Regions from separate parts of the Homo sapiens genome. Here region 1 is linked to region 2. The links are chromatin loops, found by intact Hi-C in ENCODE. Cell type or tissue: sigmoid colon. All regions are shown on one strand. Links, peaks and the distances in the headings refer to the core of each region. The heading gives the core; the rest is flanking DNA.

Region 1 (8,393 bases), core at 1,899-6,898, 62 kb after region 2:
TACCCCATTATCTTAGGCTAAAAACTGTAAAACACTGATGAAAGAAATAAATCTCAAATATAAATGGAGAAATATACTATGCTTATGGATTTAAGCCTCAATGTTGTGAAAGCTGCAATTCTTGTTCAAATTCAGGTATTCAACCCAATGTCAATCAGAAGTCTATATTTCTTTTGTATAACTTGACAAGCTAATTTCGAAATTTGCATGGAAAGGCAAAGCAAAAAATAGCCAAAATCACTTTGGAAATGAAAAACAAAACCAGAGGACTCATCCTATCTGATTTCAAGATTTACTATAAAGTTTATCTAACCAAGACAATGTGGTATTAGACAAATGATAGACACATGATAGACTCTCTGTTCAATGGAACCAGAGAGTCTAGAAATAGTATATAGTCAATTGATTTTCAACAAAAGTGCAAAGACAATTCAATAAGTTTTTTTTCCCAGCACATTGTGCTAGAAAAATTGGACACTCATATGCAAAAGATAAACCTTGAACTATACCTTACACTATAAAAAAGTATTCAAAATAGATCATAGGCCTAACATAAAGCCTAAAAATTTAATATTTCTAGAAGAAAACAGAAAATCCTTGTGATGTGGGGTTAGGCAAAGATTTCTTAAATACAAACCCAAAAGCATGATCCATAAAATTAAAAATTTGATAAATTAGACTTCATTTAAAGTGATAATGTCTGCTCATTGAAGGACATCATTAAGAGAATAAAAAGACAAGGCAGAGTCTAGGAGAAATATTCGCGAAACGCATACCTAAGAAAGAACTTGTATCCAGAATACACAGAAAACTCTTAAGACTCAATGATAAGAAAACAATCCACCCAATTAAACATGGGCCAAAACTGTGAATAGTTACTTCACCAAAGAAGGTCTATGAATGGCAAATAAGTACATGAAAAGAAGTTCAATATTATTAGTCACTAAAATCAAACAACAATGAGATGACACTATACATTTATTAGAACAAAGGAAAAAAAACAATTGCAAATGCTGGAGAAGATGCCGAACCACTGGAACTTTCATACAATACTGGTAGGAATGCAAATAGTACAGCCGTGGTAGCATTTGAACAAGACAAAGAGACAGAGATAAAGAAAAATAGAGACAGAATGTGTTGAAGATGGAAAGGAAAGGAAAAAGGCAGAACAGATAGACTATTATTATTCTTCCTTTCTCTACCTTCCTGTCTGCACCAATTCCTAGATCTCACAGAAAGATGTAACCTGGAGAAAATGAACAGGCATATGATACATCCAGACAATCATATACAGCACATGTGAACTTCACAACAACCTTATATAGTTGGGCAGGATAGTTCTTGTCCTGTTACAGATATGAAATTCACCGATATATGCAACATATTTAGTAGACATCTACAGGGTTCTCCATGCGCCCCATAAATTCTACCTGTTCCATAATTATTTCCTTGGAGGAAAGTCTTTCCTTCAAAGACTCACAATTCTGTAGGAGGTCAGGGACCATCCTGTGTTTCTGGCAGAGCTGAAATGTATCCTGGACCACAGAATGGAGGATGTCCGCATGGTCTGGGTTGGATGGAGGCTTGAGTGAATTATCACAGCACAGAAAAATGTTATTTTCTCTGGACAATTTAAAAACAGTGGTGACCACTTTCTACTTTTGGTTTCCCCATGATGGCAAAAAGAAATACAATTGGACTCTAAGATGATGGTGACTCATGATGCCTGCTCCCTTCATTGCTGCAGATCTTTGGTTCTTATTGTCTATTATCTACCTTGTCCCTTCCTTCTATAATCTCCCCAGCTCCTGATATCTAAAGGCAGGACATCTCAACTCTCTATCTTAAACTTAAACCAGTTGCCCATCTTCCTGCCATTCAGCTTTTCAATGTAACCGTCAAGTACCTGCAGCCTTTCTTTTCTGGTTCTGCATTGGATGATTGATGTTTCATTGACCTTGTGGAGGAAAGAGGGTACAGGTAAGCAGTAAAGACTCCAGGATACCAGTGATGACATTATATGATGCTAAAGAGTGTGTGTATGTGCGCGCGCGTGTGTGTGTGTAATGTGCACAGCCCTTTTTTACTTTTGAGACTCCGAGACCCAGTGATAAGTGAATTGAGCAAGGCTGCACTAAGAAGACAACTGCTGCCATCTTGGGCTTGAAGAGATTCATCTTAGAATACTGAAGGGAGAATTTTCCCCTCCACCTTTACAATCCCTGATTTGGAAAGATCTTCTCCTGTGATAATTAACTGGTCCCAGGCGTTGCCCTACTCAGCAGCAATGGATGGATAGGAGGGAAACCTGGAGATAATAATGGCAGCTTTCAGGGAATCCCATCCTGTGAAGACGTTACCTTCAAGACCAGAAAGAAAAGTTATGCTCTCGTCATTTTCCTGCATGTTGGCCCTACTACTCAGCCCTTTACCCCTACCCCATCCTTCCCAACAATGAGGAGGTGTTGAGTAACCTTGTTACCTTGTTAAAGAGACTGAATGATGCTGCCACCTTTGTCCTATAAGGAACTACTTGGTTTGAATTTCTCCAAGTCTATGCCAAACTCCTGAATGAGTTTGGCCCGCCTTTGGTTTATACTGTTTAGCCAGCCCTGCTCTAACTAGGCTCCTGTCCGCCTGAGAAATATGTCCCTTTCCAGACACCTGTTTGTCCTCTCCATAGCCCTGGCATGACCTGGGCAATGTGACACCCAGAACATGCCTGGATCTGTACCTTATCACTAACCAAATCCATGTAGGAATACTAACTATTTGAATTCCTTAGCTCAGTATCTGAGTCTGAATATGCATAGATTAATATTTCCCAAATAATCTGATTCCATTAGCGATAATTTGAGAAATATCTTGGGACAGTTGGAAAGACTTCAGACCTTTTCCTTAGTCAAACTGCAATGCTTTCAAAAGTTTTCTAGCACAGTTTGGCCTGCAAACAAATTTAGTTCATTTCAGTAGGAGGTAACAAAGCTTTCTGTACCTGCCTTCTTCTGGTGTAGTTCTTGTTTGCACTTTATTTCTCTGCAATGTCATGGGGGGAAGCCAGGTAATAAATAGAGACAGATAGTAAACAGACTCCTAAGTATTTAATGGGGTTGGTCGGATTTACGGCTCCAGTGTCGTAACACAGAATTACCCAATTCCTTCAGCTGCTTAGTAAGTTTCACATTATCACACAAATCAAGGGTGACTCTCTTAAAGTTGTGGTGATCATCTGAATGCTTTTCTTCATTAGATGTCAAAGTAGGAGAAAGACAACTATTTTGGAAGGTTCTCAGACGTGAAACACTGGAAGATATCTGTGAATCTACCTCCCACTCTCTATCACCATGCCCAGGAATGTATTTCCTTTGTTATATTGACACTGGCAACTCCCAGATCTGATTGCCTTGATGTAGCCTGGAGCTACGAGAGGTCCTTAGAATCTGTTCTTGCCAGTGGCCCCTTTGCAGAATTAATAAAAAATCTTATGCACAGTAATAGCAAAGCTTTGCTCCCTCTACTTGACTTTTGGGAAAGCTTGGCTCATTGGTAAACATGTAATGTTCTTTATATTAAAACAGAGTTCTGATACTCTCAGAGTTGGGGCAAATTGTTAGCCTTTCACCAAAACTTGAAAGGCTTTCTACGTTAAGATCCAAGCTCCTGCCTTATAAATATTCTGAATTACAGTCAATTTTGGAATACTCTTGTGGCAGAGAAAGTAACATGCACCAAATAGTCCAGGCTTGTGTTGAGTTAGAGCCATGCGACAAGTTCTGGCCAATAATATATGTGTGCGAGTGATACATGCCCCTTCTGACAGAAGCAGTGAAAAATTTATGAACAATATTTTAGTTTTCTTTCCTCTACTATGGCAACTTAAGTTGTGTGAGCCAGATAATGGAGTTTCAGGATGATGGTTCCTACTCAGCCTGGGTCCCTGAGTGACTGTATGGAATAAAGCTCTGCCGACACTTGTTAGACATGACCATGTGTAACAAATAAGCCTTTGTTAAGCCACTGACCATTTGGAGTAATCTGTTACAACTGCAGAACAGAGCATATCCTGATTAACAGAATTCCTACTTCCCAAATTTCTGCTTCCTTTCCTGGCTGCATAATTTGTCCAAGCTGTCTGTCATCTACATACTCCTTTACCCTATTTATGGCTTATACTATCTCATCTGACCTTCATGGTCTATCCTAAACGTCATCTCCTTCCCAAGGATCTCCGGTTTCCAGTTGGATGGGATACCCTCCTCTTCTCTGCTAATAGAAAGAGTAGTATACCTCTCTTAAGGCAATCATCTCATTTGCTTCTCTTCCTCATCCATTTAACTTAGAGCTCCTGGAAGGTGAAGACCATGTTTGATTCACCCAAACACCCCAAGGCCCCAGCTGAACATTTTGTGGTAGCTACAGGTGGATATTATTTAGTTTGAATTGAGTTTTCTCCTGAGGTTAGCAATGCGTAGGCCAATGTAGACAGCAATGTGAAATGATTTTAAATAAGTTATCTGCCTGAAACATAGCAACAGGGAGAGAAGAAAACAAAAAAAAAAACCCTTTACATGAGTAAGTGTAATTCTCAGAAAATAAGAGAAATAGCATATCAGAAAAAGACATAGGAAGCAAAAGTGATGCTTGCTGAAGAACATCAGAATGGGAATTAGGAAACAAACTTCTAGATTTGACTCCTTTGAAAACTAATTCTGTGATCTCTCTGGAACTCAGGTTCTTCATCTTGTACGTGGGATCAGAGGCTGGACGATAAATTAATTAAGGTATTTCATTCTGGAATTTTACTTACAGAAACCCCAGGTGCTGAGATGTTTTCCAGGACTAGGATGAAGTCTCCATCTTGTGGCTAAATTAAGTTCTGCAGTCACTCAACATTATGAACGTCAAGATCCAAGTCAATTTAGTGGAGCAGCGTAGATTAGGTCAATAGCTTCTGTGAGAAACAGAAACACATCTTCTTAATGCAAATGCAGCAGGACAGGTTCATTCGCAGCCATTTGGAAAGGAATTTAAACTTGGACAACGAACTGTGCAAATATATTTATTCATTCTTTTACTAAAGAGAGGGCCTGTCTTATCTTTTCCAGACTTGCATTCCTTGGCTTGTGGCCCCTTCCTCCTTCTTCAAAGCCAGCAATGTAGCATCTTGCTTCAGCCCTCACATTGCCTCATTCTTATCTGTCAAATCTCTCTCTGCCTCACTCTTATAAGGACACCTAGGTGATCCAGAATACTCCCATCTCAAGAATTTTTAATTTAATCACTTTTACCATATAACATCCGCAGTTTCCAGAGATTAGGATCTGGATATCTTTGGAGACCATTATTAGTCTACCACTGGGAGAAAGTGAAGGGGGCTGGGGAAAGTGTTTCCAGGAACACAGTAGTCTGTCCAGCGCCCCTTCCACCACTATCATTGGTGAGATCGTTGGTAGCAGCTGTGAGGTGTGATAGAGACTGACTTTTCTCCAGTTCCAGGGGCTCCAACTGGCAAAAGCTCATAACTGTTATCATCCCCCTGACTTCAGTGATCTGCTCAGGAAAGGGCACTTGAACAAATTCAGACCAGCTCAGGAGCCTCTACCCTCCACCCCCGTAGTTGTGGAAAAAGTTTTCATATCAGCTATTCTGGAGGTAGCAAAAAGAAGGCCAAAAGATTACAGCCCTTTTTGTTTGTTTGTTTGCTTGTAAGCCTTGTGGTTCTATTTGACTTTTTAAATTATGCGCATGAATTACTTGGAGACATTTTTTAAATTGAAGTGGAAAAAATAATTTAAAAGGGAAAACTAACTAAAGTAATATAATTTCAGAGTATTGATTATTGTCCAGAATATGCTTTGTTTTATTATTTTGCTAATAAAATTAAATTCACTGTACATTGTTCCAGAAGTATGTTGACTCTAAGGAAAATGTTTTAAATGGAATAGCCTGAGGATATCATTGTGGGGAAGTATTGGATGTCCTTGATCTTTTCTGTTCATTGTAGATGTTTTCTAGAAGACAGCACATCTTAAAGATATTTCAGGCTTCTTATGAAGGAAACAGTAAACCTTTTACAAACTATATTTTCCAATTTTCTTGTCTTTTCTTGAAGTACCACTGTACAACTCTTGTTGGAGAGCTACTGTAATTATTTGTGACATGTTTTTCTTTGGCCAATTCTCTATGGCTTCTACTCAGTACAGCCACCTCATAAGAACATGAGATCACCCTCTCTGCACGTGGCTTTTGGAAGCTGCCATAACTTCATGGGTTCAAAGCTGGGTTCTCTTGGGACCTGCTTCCATGCAATGGCAGTCAGTTCATCATCTGCTGTGGTTCATTCCCTCAGCTTTTGACTCGGTCCTGGGTGTGCCTGAAAGAGAACCCTCTTCCCTCATTGCTGTCCTGAAAAACAAAACCCTCTTCTAGTTCTCACTAGAAGAGTGACATATTGTTTTGGGGGAGGAAAGTAGTGTCTCCATGTGTCACCTCGTTTCTCTCCAGGCACACAGTGCTCCAAGGTAAGGGATGCTTACAAGCTATATGACAATGAATGCACAAATTATTCAAAGTGAAAGGGTTTTAAAGATCAGTGAGTTCAATGTCTCCTCAAATGCGAAAATGCCTGTCAGAAACTCCCTGACACATCATCATCTTGCATCAGATACAGTATTTCCAGTTATAGGAAAGTCATGACTGAAATGCATGGAATCAGATTTTTCAGATTGAGAGGTCTAAAGTAGTATTTCTCAATGTGATGTCAGTGGAACACTTGCAGCAGGGTCACCTGGGATGTTCATTTAGGATTCAGATCCTTGGGCCCTGTCACCTACTGAACCATGCTGTCCAGGGATAAAATCCAAGCATATGCCTAGAAGAAAGACTTATTAACTACACTGAAGATTGAGATTAATTGTACTAGACTAACTCTCCTATACAATTCTCAAAAAACCTTGACATCTATTTGTTGAATGTTATGGCTTCTCCCTAGAAAAAGCCAGATGTGTGCCTAAGTTGCCTGCTCCCCCACCCCCTGACATTATCATATATTTAATTAGAAAAGTCAATGCCATTGACTTTTTAAAGCCAAGGGCCTCCTAGAATTATGTTTTGCAAAATGTGCTATACACATTGCTTATGGTATATCAAGTAGTCCACATATGGTTAGGCAGTTTTGGAGATAAAAATGATGAAACAATCCTATTTACACATGTTTTATAAATTTGAAATGTAATATTAATTATACTTTTTAAATTCCACTGCATTTTAATGATTATATCATAAAAGTTGTAAATGTGCTCCAAGAACTGCGTTGGTAAATTTGTTTCAGCTGTCATTCAGCTAACAGAGTCTTGTGAAAATTTTCCAATGTCACTTGTATTCTATTAGTTGTGATTCTTGTTCTTAAATTGCTGCGTGGAAACTAATCTATGGTGACAATAATCAGGGCTTGGGAAGGCTTGATTGTAAACAGGCTCATGACCCTGGGAACTTTTGGGGATGCAGCAATTATTTTCTTATATTGATTATGTTGGTAGTTCCATGGATGTAGCTTGCCAAAACTCATTAAACGATACACTTCGAATGAATGCATTTTATCATATGTAAGTGAGACCTTGGTAAAGTTGATTTTAAAATGTGAAGTGTTGGCTGGGCGCAGTGGCTCATGCCTGTAATCCCAGCACTTTGGGAGACGGGGGGTGGGGGCGGGGGTGGATCACGAGGTCAAGAGATCGAGACCATCCTGGACAACATGGTGAAACCTCGTCTCTACTAAAAAAAAAAAAAAAAAAAAAAAAAAAAAAAAAAAATTAGCTGGGCATGGTGGGTGGCCCAGTCCTAGCTACTGGGGAGGCTGAGGCAGGAGAATCACTTGAACCAGGGAGGCAGAGGTTGCAGTGAGCCAAGATCGCACCACTGCACTCTAGCCTGGGCAACAGAGAGAAACTCCGTCTCAAAACAAAACAAAACAAAACAAAACAAAAACAATAAGACGTGAAGTGTTATAATACCAATTTACAAGAAAGCATATCAAAAATGACTCATTGAAGCAGGTGGTTAGTGATTAAAAATTTAATGAATATACTACAAATCAGAAAAATACACTAGATGTAAATAATAAATAGAGCACCTGTGAAGACAGAGGTTGATCTGTATATGCTGAGAGAAATGAAGATACAAGAGAAATGATGTCACCAGCTGAAATGCTGTCACATTGTTGTCTTCATTCTTTTAGAAGAACTAAAGAAATAAAAGAATGAGCATCTGAAAATTAGATTGTATTGATAAACATTGATCCATTCACCCACCAGTCCCATTGTGTTCTGTTACAAAGTTTTTCAAAATGGCATTGTGAAATCTTTCAAGGGTTTGTGAAAAATAAGGTATAGCAT
Region 2 (8,393 bases), core at 1,316-6,315:
AGGAGCCCTGTCCCCTGGCCTCGGGCTCTGGGGCATGGACTGTGCGACTGTCTCTATCCTGCCACTCTTGCTGCTCCCTGAGTCAAAATGGGCCACGTTGCCGTTGTTTTGGGGTGTGCCCGAGTGCGCTGAGGACAGCTGGCTGGTAAGATCACTGTCGTTTGGAAGCTTCTTGGTGCTTTCTTCCTGGGTCTGGATTCGGGCTGCAGGGAGAGGGAGGTGTTGTGAGAAGACAGGTGTCACTGAGCAGGTGACAACTTCAGATGAGTTGAGTTGCAAGGGTTTTATGACATCCAAGAGTTGGTCCGCAAACAATTGAGTGCACTTACAAATGCACCTAACCAGTGGGCAACAAACATTCTGTAATTCAAATGATTTCATCCCTGCAAGTTGGAGCTGGGAGTGTAGGAGGAATCAAGTGAACACAAGGCTTTACAGTGCTCCATCTGATGCTCCCATGAGGCAAAGCAAGTACTTAACAGCTTTGGGCCTCCAGTTCCTTATCTATTCAATGGAGATAATAAAGCTTACACAACAATTATGATTCTTTGGAAACAGTTCACATGCATTCTGAAAAAAGATGTGGTCTCGAGCTGGAAAATGAACACTGGACAATGCTATTGTTATCCTGAAACAGTCTATGTGGATTCTGGCTTTTGAAGGTGACCTGAACTAAATTTAATTACGCTTAATTGGCAAATAAGCGATGACGATTACAGAGGCATTTTATGGCGTGAGCCACAGTCACTTTCAGTAATCATTATCAATTGTAGGCTTCTCTCTGAAAAGCTGATGGAGCAAGCAAGCATAATCCTTAGGCCTTAGAGGTCTTGCTCAGACATTTTTCTGGAGAGGAATATTTCCCTTCCAATTAGTGAAGTATTGCAACAGCTGTGAGAGCTAGCCCCTAAAGCCCTTCTGGGTCCCATTCTCATTCATGTAGGCTGTGCCATGTTAATGGTGCCCAGTGAGCCTTCTAGCTCACAGCACTCTGTTAGTGGTCCTGAGAAACAGATCCATCTCCTTCGAGCTGCCGTTGCCCACTTTCTTCCCTTCAGGCCACAGCAGACTTCTACGCCACATGCTTCCATTCTCCCTGCTCTGCAGGGACAGGACAGAACCTAAGGAGGCTCAGGGAAGGGACCTGGGAGGGAACATTGCAAGGAAGAGATGGGCCATGGAGAGGAAGTATACAAAAGTGACCCAGACAAAGAGATTCTTTGGGCTTTCATCCACGTGAATGTGCTGCTTTTCCTCTCCTACTTCGATACTTCCTTCTGATTTTACACATGTTTTGGGATTATTCATGGGCCTGGATATGATATAAAAATTAAAGATTTAAAACAACATTTATATCCCTAGATTTTATTTTATTGTGCATAGTTACTGGTGAAAAAACACAGGTTATCAGGAATTTGTATTGGTAGTATACCGCAAACTACTTTAAATGGCTGTATTTTTAAATGCCCACTAACTGAGACAGCAGATCTCTGCATTTAAAAAAAATATTAGGACAGGTGCAGTGGCTCACACCTAGAGCTAGCTCTAGGGGCTAGCTCTCCCCAGCACTTTGGGAGGCCAAGGTGGGTGGATCATGAGGTCAGGAGTTTGAGACCAGGCTGACCAACATGGTGAAAATATAAAAATTAGCCAGGTGTGATGGCACGCACCTGTAATCCCAGCTACTCAGGAGGCTGAGGCAGGAGAATCACTTGAACCGGGAAGGTGGAGGTTGCAGTGAGCCGAGATCACACCACTGCACTCCAGCCTGGGCGACAGAGCAAGACTCTGCCTCAAAACAAAAAAACAACAACAAAAAGAAACGGAAATACTTACCTTCTACCATCTGGGCAACCTTTTTCTTATCCTCTGATCTTGCCTAAAATGCAAATGATATGCATGTTTGTTTTGGCTTTAGCAGGAAGCAGTAACAAATATTATTCCTGGGGGAAGAGAAAAAGATTTACATGCCATAGTTCTTACCTTGGACCATAACTGTACTACTATTGCCCCCTATGGACGGTATGCTCTGGGCTCGGGCCTGTTATTTGAGTGAATAAATGCAGATACCTGAGAGCTGAAGTTTTATGCCTAGCCAGTTTTATTTAGGGACAGCTAATTAACAGACCATGTTTAGATTCTGTCCATAATAGTTTGCCTGAATCACAAAGAAAAAAATACAGATCGACAACACTGGAGATGTATGTTTCCACCAAAATGGCCTTTGTAACTCCAAATGAATTTCCAATTAGAAGCTAATTTGTGTTTCTTTGCATGAATTGATGTTCATGGGAAGTTTTTTTTTTTTTCTGATAGAAGTGGAAGGAGTTTTTTTGCATGGGTGAGGTCAGTGAGGCATCTGGGGTGCCAAATTTAAGGAGGCACTTATTTTCAGGGCTGTGAAAGGACAGAATCAGCATTACGCTTACAGAGCCTCCTTAAATGTGGTGCTTTGGGAGCCTCACTGGCCTCATCCCAGTCTTGGGATCCTTCCTTGGGGTCTGGAGGACCCAGGGCACTAAGGGAACACCTGGGGTATGTGGAGGAGGAGAAATTGTGGGAGTTTTGGGAGCGTGTGTCTCCCTGGGACTGCTCTGAGAGATAGGGTTTGAGCCCCATGGAGAGAACGTAATGACAGCCACATCTAAAGGATATGAAAGAGGTGAGGCTTTAGGGACAAACAGTGCTGCTGGGCTCAGATGCCCAAGTTGACAAGGATTGGGAAGGGGCCCTTTCTCTCCCCTGCCAATCTACCAGAGCTCACAAAAGTACCTGGCACACTGAGGGCTTGGTGTGGTCACAGGGTGGGCACTGAAAGGCTCGAGGCAGCTGCAAGGCCTCTTGAGGAGGAAGAAAAACAGGAGCAGGCTTCCTCCTAGCAAAGGGGAGCCATCCCTGGGTATTCTTAGAAATAACTCTTGGACATCTGGGGATTGGTGGCCTTGCACCATAGTGGGTGGCCAAGAGTCACAGAAACCTTGAAGATGTGACTTCACTTGTATTCCCACGCTGGCGGGATCTCAGTCATGTGGTTGACACATATTCATAATAGCAAAGTTCATGAAATACTTGCGTTTTGGATCTGCATTTTGAGCTGGTGGTTGCTGAGCTTTAGAGACCGTGCGATGCTCTGGAGATAATAGATGAGCATGCTAGGACAGAACAACACAGGACAATGAGTGGACTGCAACTCGCTTTTCTGCTTTTCAGACCACATTCCCTGCAGATAGTTGGCAGGAATGAGAGGCTCCCAGGCCAGATGCGGGCTATCCACTGACCCTCCGCTAAGGACAAAATGTATCAGCAAGTTCTCAAGCCAGTGAGCACTGGGAAGGGGCTGCTTTTGTTTTCTCTTCCTGGCTTTCCACAGCACCCTCGTTGACCTGGAATTCTGCACTGGTGATAGCAATAAGGAAGAACTGAAAATGGGGGAGAAATTTTGCAGTCTATCAAGCTATGAGTACAGGATCCACTCACTTTTATTTTTTTTTCCTTTAAACCAAAATAAGCCAAAGCTACTCAGCTGAGTTGTGAAATTCCTTTTCAGGATTATTTAAGTTTCTAGAAAATGATAATGGCATTCAGCCCCATTCTAGTGATCACAGTAATTGACCAAATGGTGTTGATGGATCAATAACCACCTCAATGGCAATGGAGTGCTCCCTCATCGCCCCTCGCTGAGACCCAGTGGCTGTGTCTCCATGGCACAGTGCCTCATGTGACTCTGGTGTGTGACTCAGAGTCCCTGTTGAGATCATCAGGCTCTAAGCCTAAGTGATTTTTGAATGAACTAATAAATTTTATGTAATTATTGGAAAGCAGCGTTTTCTTGTTGGCCAAACACACAGAAGTCCCTCCAAAGCTGGCAGGTGTGGTACTCACAAAAGCAGGAGTACTGCGGGCAGGATGACCACGGGGCTACTGATGTGTCCAACCACGGAGCCAAACCACACAGGAAAGTCTTTCTCAATCGTTTCTGACACAATGTCATAAATTTTCTCTTGTCCACTGTGAGAAAGAAAAACATAACTCCAGATTTTATTGCTCTTGGCAGAAAGATGCTGCAAGACATCAGAAAATGGCTGGATGCCTGGAGGCCAATTCATAACATTCCTCAAATGATTTCATATCTAATTAATATGGAGGATGGAAGATGGGGTCATTAATCACATTGCATGTATGTGTGTGTTCTAATCGTGTACACTAAGGTAGACTAAATATTCCATATTGTATCAAAGCTGACTTGAATGCTGGATGAAGATACTAGAGGGTTTTGCTTGAATACAGCTGGATAATATAGGAAAAAAAAGTGCTGTGCACTGTGGTTTAATAAAAGCTTTCTGTGTTTTGACCAGGTAGAATGTCCTCTAGCACAGAACAATGCTGTTTCTCTTTTTCACTTTAAAAGGATTGTGTTTTTTAACATGAGCACAGAGATGATTATACTAAGGGCAGCCTTCTATTAAGGAAAGAGCCCTGGTCTTGGATTTAAAACATGCGGGTTTGCAATCTTTCTATCCTGTTTACCTGCTCTGTGAGCTTGGAGGAGAATTCAGTTCAATATGATCTAATTCCCTTACAGCTGTCAGTCACTCCGGGCAGAGCTGGGAACGAAACTTACCTGAATGGCCCACAGTTTAGAGATGGCTTGTATCGGACAATAGCAAAAATGGTTGGCAGCATGCACAGAAACAGCATAAACAGGAGCATTGCCAAGTAGAAGTTGTTGGATCTGCAGATAAATCAGATGTCATGTGTTAAGTTCACTCCATAGCCAGTTGCCAGGGTTGCATATGCCCAAAGAGCTGCCACAGAAACGGTTGCCCTGACTCTTTGCAAACTAAAAATCCTCCTCTCAGGGTTACCTACAAATGGATCTGTCATAGGGTCACATGCAGCTTAGAAACCTAGAAATCAGCGTTCAAAGGAACTTCAGAGATCTCCCACCCAACCTGTTCATCTAATAAACATTTGCTGAGCACCTGTTCACCTCAAACCATAAAAGTGGTGAACTCACCCTGGCACCCAGGAGTTCCACACAGTAAACTCAATTTATGGAAAAATCTTAGAAGCATTGCCCATCCATCTGGGTCCTTACCTAATGGTTCCCTCTCCTATTCCCAGGCTTGAACTTGTCTCTTACGTCTCGGGATGGTTTGGCTCTTTTGTTTATGATTCCTGACTCTCTCACTTGGGTGTGATTTGCACTCAACCTCTTATCCACTCCGCATGTGGCTGCCCAGGGTATGTGTTCTACCTGATTAAGCCCCGGTCCCTGAGCCCTAAGCTAGTGTCAGGGAGTTTGGATGCCCAGAGCTCCCCTGAGGGCAGCTTAGATCTGTTTGGTGTGCAAGGCCCTGTACACAGTTCAGAAAAGAGAATGAGGGGTCAATCTAGTTACTTTCAACTAGTACTCTCTGTTGGTCTGTTTCTCTGTCTCTCTCTGTCTCTGTCTCTCTCTCTCTCTCTCTCTCTCTCATGAAAAAGACTTGACTAAAAGAGAACAGAAGATTTCAGAGAGCACAGAATGTAGTAGGAGAGTGATAAGTTGTGAAACTTCTTTATCTTTGTCTATCCACAGACATACATACATATAATAAATATACATACACATATATAACATATATAAATATATCAAAACATATCTCTGAATGTATTAATATATGTGTACTGTCATCAGATAAAATGCATTGTCAAGTAGGTCATGAGCAAAAGTTTGAAAGCCACTGATATAGACACACATAACCATATGTCAAAGTAAAATAACTGAATCAAAGTATTTAGAATGTGTTATGAATTCACCAAAGTTGGTAAAATTAAAACAGTTAAAAGAATAAGTGTTGGCAAGGTTATAAAACACTTGGAACTCTCATATAATGCTGCTAGACATGTAAAATGGGGTGTTCATTTTAGAAAACTTTTTGGTGCTATTTGCTAAAGGTGAACATATGCATGCCCTGTGTCCCAGCAATTGCATTCCTAGGTATATATGCAACAAAGATACTTAGGATGTTCAAGGCAGCATTACTCATTATGGCTAACAGCTGGAAGCAACCTACATGCCCGTCAACAGGAGCCAGGATAAAGAAATTGGGGTATATTTTCTCAGTGAGTTGAATCTCACAAACACAATGTTGCGTGTAAGCAGTTGGGCACAAAGGAGCACATACTGTGTGTGTGTGTGATTACGTTTACATCAAGTAAAACCCAGGCAAGCCTAATTATGCCATTAGAAGTTGGCAGTGATTGGAATGACATACAAGTGGGCATGCTCTGGTTGCCATTTGTGTTTTGTTTTTTGATCTGAGTGCCTTGTGTTCAGTTTTTGAAAACTAATCAAGCTAAACATTTACGATTTGTGTACTTTTTTTCTAAAGGATTATTAAACTTCGGCAAAACGTTTTAAAAGTGTCATGAGTTCAAGAGGAGTAATGATTCATTGAAAGAGTAAGACATTGGAAATGGCTCTTGGAGGAGACAAAATTGGAGGACAGGCAAGATTTTGACAGGAAGAGAGTTGGGGGGACCCTTTGCTAGAGGACCCCTGGGTAAGGCAGGCATGGATTATATATATGTATATATAGTTATCTGCATGATCAGATCTTATTCTTACTCACCTTGAGGCTCGAAATACTTGCTGGTGGGGCACATTGCAGGTCAGCACAGCCCAGCTTCTCAGGTACATGAGCCCAATGAGTTTGAGAACGTTGAACGCTGGGAGACATGGGGAGAAGAAGGCCCCCATCCTGGAACCATGAGGAAGGTCAGTTTGCATCTGTTCTCTTTCAGCCTATCTCCCAGGACTATGGAAGCCCCATGCAGGAACATGGTTCTGACACTTTGGGGATTATACCCTAAGCTTAAAGGACTGGAAAAGCCCCTGAAGTCCCGAGACCACAACCCTCCACCTTCTAAAGATAAGACAAGTCACTGAAGGTGGGTATTGATCCTATTTTAAAATATTATATTTGCAAAGGACAACTGTTTGTCTCTCTTTTCACAGCTGAGCAAAGGAAAATCCTCTGGGAAGGAGGCAAATAATGGATAACTACTATTTGGGGCCAGCTCCTGGTTTTGCTTGTCTATGATGAGGACTGTGCTAATAAATTACTGCCTTTCAGGTTTAATCAACATATTTTGGGCACCTAGTTTTGCTGGATATGGCATTAAGCATCCTCACACATTTCAGTTTGTTTACTCTTCTGCAATAGTGAGAGGAGAGGTAAATATCCAGTTGATAGACAACAAGGGCAGATATGGGGAAACCAAAGACATGTTGCTAAGGCTGACTCTATATCATCCAAACCTGGGAGATTTGGGGAATGAAAGAACTGAGCCCACAGACAAGAACCAGATCATCCCAGGGAAGCTGGGACTTATGGTCACCCTGAAAAGAAATGGCAGCTAGGCGACAAAACCCATGTCTTCAGACTTAAGTCTAAATCAGTTTATATTGGATACGTATTCAATCTAATACTTGTGGAATTTGGATTTAGTGGTATGAAAATAAACATGGACATAAGAGTATGTTTCCTAAGTAAAATGTTTCTAACAAGAAATGTTCAGTTATCATTATCTGTTGGATGTTAGGCAAGACACTAAGCTTCTCTGCACTTCAGTTTTCTCATCTTTAAAAAGGGGAAAATAATAGCAGTTACTTCATGGGTTTACTATAAGGATTAAATCAGTTACTACAGGTAGAAAAGTACTTGATATCTAGCACTATTAAATAAATGTCACCTATTATTTTTAATACTGTATTTGTAAAGATATTTTGCAAAATACAGTGGCTCTAAGAATTTGACAGGAGGCGTATTACTTTGTACCTCTCAATTGCCATGTATTTTACTGAATGATTATGAAGAGAATGTTTTCTGGATGTATGGAATATCCCAAGTTCTTGTTTTTTGTTCGTTTGTTTGCTTGTGTTTTAACAAATAGCACTATTCTGGTCCAACAGGTAAAATCAGCTCCTCAGTGTCTCCAAGGACAGGAATGCCATGGGCTGGGAGGCGCCATGGGTGAACAGACTTCCCTACTTCCTGCCTCCCCAAGGGTGGGGAGCAGTCTAGGGGATGGCTGTACTCCTGGGCCCAGTGTCTAAGTGAAAATTAGGAGGAAATGGAGGGAGGGTGGCGAGCGAGGACAGACTGGCCAAGGTCCCCCGCAGCCACTCCTGAAGTCCTCACGAGGGAGAAGCAGCCTCTCCTTCCAGCCTTCCCCAAGTCCTCCCTAAGAGTGTATTCTACTGGTTTCTGTGCAGATTTTTTTCGGCTGCGACCAATAGTAGCTTAAACATGGATTATTTTCTTTTTAATTTCTTCCTGCAAAATTCTTAGGAAACCATTAATAAAAGTAATATACATGTGAAATAATAATCTTGGAAACATCCC

What was found. Peaks named below come from ENCODE experiments on the same cell type or tissue, not always from the same donor. Only the 100,000 strongest peaks of a DNase experiment are listed, where the experiment ranks them.
Region 1: a loop joins it to region 2, with 2.1 times the contacts of the local background. A loop is called at or near these places in 18 of 110 quality-filtered maps.

The regions. Positions count from the first base shown.
Region 1 is chr15:81,395,984-81,404,376 of GRCh38, forward strand. All of the region lies in intron 6 of TMC3-AS1 (TMC3 antisense RNA 1), which reads left to right. Among named protein-coding and RNA genes, the nearest start is that of TMC3, 26 kb to the left of the region's middle. In sigmoid colon, for the core only: a CTCF peak has its summit at 4,864 (motif pointing left); no DNase peak of the experiment used is centred there.
Region 2 is chr15:81,334,773-81,343,165 of GRCh38, forward strand. TMC3 (transmembrane channel like 3) reads right to left here. Exons shown (of 22, transcript NM_001080532.3): 16 at 6,618-6,746; 17 at 4,622-4,732; 18 at 3,883-4,008; 19 at 3,074-3,152; 20 at 1,837-1,879; 21 at 1-203. TMC3-AS1 (TMC3 antisense RNA 1) reads left to right here. Exons shown (of 7, transcript NR_120365.1): 3 at 6,790-6,936. Among named protein-coding and RNA genes, the nearest start is that of TMC3-AS1, 15 kb to the left of the region's middle. In sigmoid colon, for the core only: no CTCF peak of the experiment used is centred there; a DNase peak (open chromatin) is centred at 3,829.